2 separate regions of the Mus musculus genome follow, and region 1 is linked to region 2. The links are chromatin loops, found by intact Hi-C in ENCODE. Cell type or tissue: heart. All regions are shown on one strand.

The links. A loop is a pair of places that touch in the nucleus more often than their neighbours do. Peaks named below come from ENCODE experiments on the same cell type or tissue, not always from the same donor. Only the 100,000 strongest peaks of a DNase experiment are listed, where the experiment ranks them.
Region 1: a loop joins it to region 2, with 2.0 times the contacts of the local background. A loop is called at or near these places in 1 of 42 quality-filtered maps.

The regions. Positions count from the first base shown.
Region 1 is chr10:3,876,385-3,878,884 of GRCm38, forward strand. The region is part of intron 3 of Plekhg1 (pleckstrin homology domain containing, family G (with RhoGef domain) member 1); the gene reads left to right. Among named protein-coding and RNA genes, the nearest start is that of Mthfd1l, 95 kb to the right of the region's middle. In heart, no CTCF peak of the experiment used is centred here; no DNase peak of the experiment used is centred here.
Region 2 is chr10:3,740,135-3,742,634 of GRCm38, forward strand. Plekhg1 (pleckstrin homology domain containing, family G (with RhoGef domain) member 1) reads left to right here and starts at 243. Exons shown (of 17, transcript NM_001159942.1): 1 at 243-406. The region is part of intron 1 of Gm30164 (a long non-coding RNA gene); the gene reads right to left. In heart, CTCF peaks have their summits at 275 and 1,194; DNase peaks (open chromatin) are centred at 217, 687 and 917; H3K4me3 peaks cover 1,954 bases; H3K27ac peaks cover 1,116 bases.

The DNA of each region.
Region 1 (2,500 bases), 140 kb after region 2:
GTTATCTATGTCTTTTGGGGAAAATTGAGTCCATTGATGCTAAGAGATATTAAGGAAAAGTGATTGTTACTTCCTGGTTTTTTTTTTTTTTTTTTTTTTTTTTTGGTTTTTCGAGACAAGGTTTCTTTGTATAGCCTTGGCTGTCCTGGAACTCACTTTGTAGACCAGGCCGACCTCGAACTCAGAAATCAGCCTACCTCTGCCTCCTGAGTACTGGGATTAAAAGCATGCGCCACCATGCCCGGCTACTTCCTGTTATTCTTGTTGTTAGAGGTGGAATTATGTTTGTGTGGCCATCTTCTTTTGGGTTTCTTGAAAGATTACTTTCTTGCTTTTTCTAGGGTGTAGTTTCCCTCCTTGTGTTGGAGTTTTCCCTTCGTAGGGATGGATTTATGGAAAGACATTGTGTAAATTTGGTTTTGTCATGGAATATCTTGGTTTCTCCATCTATGATAATTGAGAGTTTTGCTGGATATAGTAACCTGGGCTGGTATTTGTGTTCTCTTCTGGTCTGTATGAGATCTGACCAGGATTTCCTGGCTTTCATGGTCTCTGGTAAGAAGTCTGGTGTAATTCTGATATGTCTGCCTTTATATATTACTTGACCTTTTTTCCTTACTGCTTTTAATATTCTTTCTTTGTTTAGTACATTTGGTGTTTTGATTATTATATGACAGGAGGAATTTCTTTTCTGGTTCAGTTTATCTGGAGTTCTCTAGGCTACTTGTATGTTCACAGGCATCTCTTTCTTTAGGTATGGGAATTTTTCTTCTATAATTTTGTTGAAGATATTTGCTGGCCCTTTAAGTTGAAAATCTGCATTCTTATCTTTACCCATTATCCTTAGGCTTGGTTTTCTGATTGTGTTCTGGATTTCCTGGATGTTTTGGCTTAGGAGCTTTTGCTCTTTGCATCTTCTTTGACTGTTGTGTCCATGTTTTCTATGGTATCTTCTGCACCTGAGATTCTCTCCTCTATCTCTTGTATTCTGTTAATGATGCTTGCATCTATGACTCCTGATTTCTTTCCTAGGTTTTCCATCTCCAGGGTTGTCTCCCTTTGTGATTTCTTTATTGTTTCTATTTCCATTTTTATATCTTGGATGGTTTTGTTCATTTCCTTTGCCTGTTTGATTGTGTTTTCCTGTAATTCTTTAAGGAATTTTTGTGTTTCCTCTTTAAAGGCTTCTAGCTGCTTACCTGTGTTTTCCTATATTTCTTTAAGGGAGTTATTTATTTCCTTCTTAAAGTCCTCTATCATCATCATGAGAAGTGATTTGAAACCCAAATATTACTTTTCCAGTGTGTTGGTATATCCAGGACTTGCTGTGGTGGGAGAATTTGGTTCTGATGATGCCAAGTAACCTTGATTTCTATTGCTTATGTTCTTATGCTTGCCTCGTGCCATCTGGTTATTGCTAGTGTTACCTGTCCTCCCTATATCTGACTGGAGCCTGTCCTTCCTGTGATCCTGGTTGTGTCAGAACTCCTTAGAGTTCAGCTGTCTCTGTGATCCTGTGATTCTGGGATCCTGTGATCCTGAGATCCTGGGTGTGTCAGAGTTCCTGGGAGTCAAGCTGCCTCTGGGACCCTGAGATCCTGGTGTGCCCAAGCTTCTGGGATCCTGAGATCCTGTGGTCCTGGGTGTGTTAGAGCGCCTGGGAGTGGAGCGTCCTCTGGGTATTATGGGACTGGATGTGGAGTTCGCACCCAAGGTCTGCTCAGGACACCAGCCCAGACCAGAAGGAAGCCATGCCACTGGTTGGGAGTTCCTGGGTGCCTCTGGATTTGACTTTTAATCAAAAATATGTTTCAGAAATTGTGGAATATTTGCTGATGAGCACATTCTCCACCAAATACACACATGCTTCCAGCTTTAGAAAAAAAAATGACATTCAAAAACATGATCATGTGTTGAGTTCCACAGATGACAGAGCCAGACACTGTCCTAAAAACAGTTATGACATCACTCCCAGTAAAAATAGAAAGTTAACTGATGTTCAACCAAAACAATATGTGGTGCCAAATGGAACCCAAAGAAGTTCAATTTCTAACTTTCAACCATGATGTCATTTGTAGGGTACCTCCGAAACTGCCAACAGTTTTAAAACCTCTCAGGAAACTTAATGTGATTAAAGCTGTTGTTGCTTTATGGTAGGTTTTTTTTTTTTTCCTTACCATTTTCCTAGTAACTTTTCCACCTAAACAAAACTCATCTTACTGGGAGAGAAACCTGGAGCTACTCAACTATTCCATGAAGACTCTTGGTTTTGTTTTCTTTTAGGTTGCTTGATAAAACTGTGGAGAGAAGAAATATGATATGGATGAGAGAAACCAGATAGGGAGAGGTGTTTTTTCCTATCCAAGTTTCACCCCATCAATACTGATTGAGGCTGTCCAAGCGTTCTTGTCTCGCCTCTGCAGACACACGTTAACCCTCTCTGTACACAGGGAAGAGTCTCAGCTTTCTGAGCCCAACTCACGGTTTTATACACTTTGTT
Region 2 (2,500 bases):
AAAAGAAAAGAAAAAAGAAAAGAGACAAAAACTTTCCCCCCAGAGGCTGTAATTTGACTGCTGTCTTTGGCAAAGCTCCAGAGAGCAAGCTTAATCTCTTTCTGAGCTGCCTCCTCCTCTCTGCCTCTTTCCTCCCGCAGGGCCCCGTGGAGGCGGGCGGGGACCGCAACCCGCTGCAGCGGACCGAGGAGCGGGGCGGGGCGGGACACGCCGGGAGCAGAGTGGGAAAGAGGAAGTGGAGCCAGGCGAGCTGCAGGGCTCGGGGCCGCCGGAGCCGGCGCTGGAGCGCAGCGCACCGCGGAGCCAGCGCTCGGGAGCCGCCCCTCTCCCGTAAGCTCCGCCGAGACTATTCCAGGGACCAGACAAGGGAAGCCGGGGACCTCGGCCACGCGCCCCGAATCTGCAGGTGGGAAGAGCGGGATCGCAGTGCCTGGCCCTGGGCGGGGGGGGGGGGGGGGGGGGGGGGGGGGGGCGGGGCGGGGGGTGTCTCTGAGCGCTGCTCCTGGGAGGGGACTGATGGGGTCGTTGGCAGTCGACTGATGGGGTCGACTCAGGCAGGACCTGCTAGCCCGGCGCTCCCGCCCCTTGCTGCAGCCACCCGGGTTGCAGTTTGCAGCTCCGCGAAGTTTGCTCAAGCGCGCCGTGTGCCACCCGCGCCCCCAAGTCAAGCGGAACTATCCCCAAATAGGACAGTCTGGACAACACCCCAACAGCGGTGCGGGCGCGATGGCGGGGAGTGCTGTGTGCTCCAGCTAGGAGCAGTCCTGCGTGGGGCAGAAACTCGCGTGGGCGCCCCCAAATCAGCAAGTCAGCGCTTTATAGGAGTGACCCGGGAGTCTAGAAGCTGTGCCCCATCCGTCACCCGGACACACGGTAATACCTAGCTGGCTACGACTGTGTGGACTGTTGGCCAGAGGAAAAGGTTGTTGGGGGGCGGGCAGCAGGCCCCGGGGTGACTGCTAGAGCAGACCCCCTCTTTGTGTCCCCCATGGAGTCTCAGAGCTCTACAGTCCAGGACGCCCAGTGAGGAGAGGGTGGTTGGCTTCCTCAGTTTCACAATGTTCCTGAGAAACAATGATGTAGCTGATTGCTTGGATGTGTTGTATGAAGTTGGTATGTGTAAAGCTGACTGTGTGTGCAACCCTGGAATTTCATTAAGCTCTGGCGGCTCTTGGCGCTCTCTTTGTACCACCTTCAGGTGGCCAGAGCTTACTGCACCTATTTTGACAGCGATTTTATCTTCTCAGGAAACCCAGTCACCTCGGGAGGGTTGTTTTGGGGATTAGGGGCACTCTGGATACAAACTGAATACACATTGGATACAAAACCAGTAGGATGCCTTAAGTCTGGGTCAGATTTAACGTTTAATTGAATTCCAGGCTTAGATTGCGTTAAAACCTGTGGTCAGCCTGTTTGAATTCTCAGTTTCTGGAGTTCGCATACTTTCAAAGAATAGATGAGTTTTGGTTTTTGTTGTTGTTGTTAAACTGATGTTTTTTTTGTTTTTTTTTTTTGTTTTGTTTTGTTTTTAAAGTGTATCCAAGTCTATCGTGTCAGAGATCTAAAACCTCTCAACTTTAGCCTTACACTGTGTGGGACGTGAGGAAAAGCAATCCTGGTAGCTTGTACTTCCTCACTGTTAAAGCAGTGTATATGAACCACATAGTTTTAATTGGTTTTACCCCTTTCAGTCCAGGGTATTTATTTATTCTACAGTAGTTAACACTTCTATACAAAAGTGATGGGCTAGTGTTTGACCCTTTAACATCTTTGAGTCTGGCTTCCTGATTCCTGACTTAGCTTTTTGTCTCTTGGAATTGCACCCCGTCTAAGCCGTTAAAACCGACCAGGAAGAAACTTTCTTTTCCAGAGTTCACTGACCTCCCTGGCTTCCTCCGCAAGTGGGACCCCACCAGTAATCCTTGTGTGACCTTCCTTCCATTTCCCTTGCATGACAGATTCCCCCCAAAGCCTTTTGCAAAGGGATAAAACAGAGAGAGAACGGGAACAGCTGTTTGGTAGTCAAACTGGTGCCCAAATCTGCCTTTCTTTGATAAAATTTGTCTGCGCCTGTCCTTCCCCTGTGATTCCACTTTCCTCAATGCCTTTAGTATAGATGATTGTTAATATATATTAATATATTCTATATAACATAAATACTATAGTATATAAAATATAAATCTATACTATAATGTAAATATAATATAAAATACATGTAAATATATTGGTATATTGTATAAATATATTAAATACAAAAATATGTTATAATATATAATAACAAAATATGTGTAATATATTATATAATATATACATATATTCATTTATACATATATACCTTTTAAACTTTCCATGGGAGATTACAGCTATCATTCAAATGGGTTAAACAGTCACACTGTAACCCATAGAAATTGCCACTCTCATTTTTTCAAAACCAAAGACAACCAGTAGTATTTTACTCTGCTCACTTGTGGTTATGATTTCTTTTTGTGATTTAATTCAA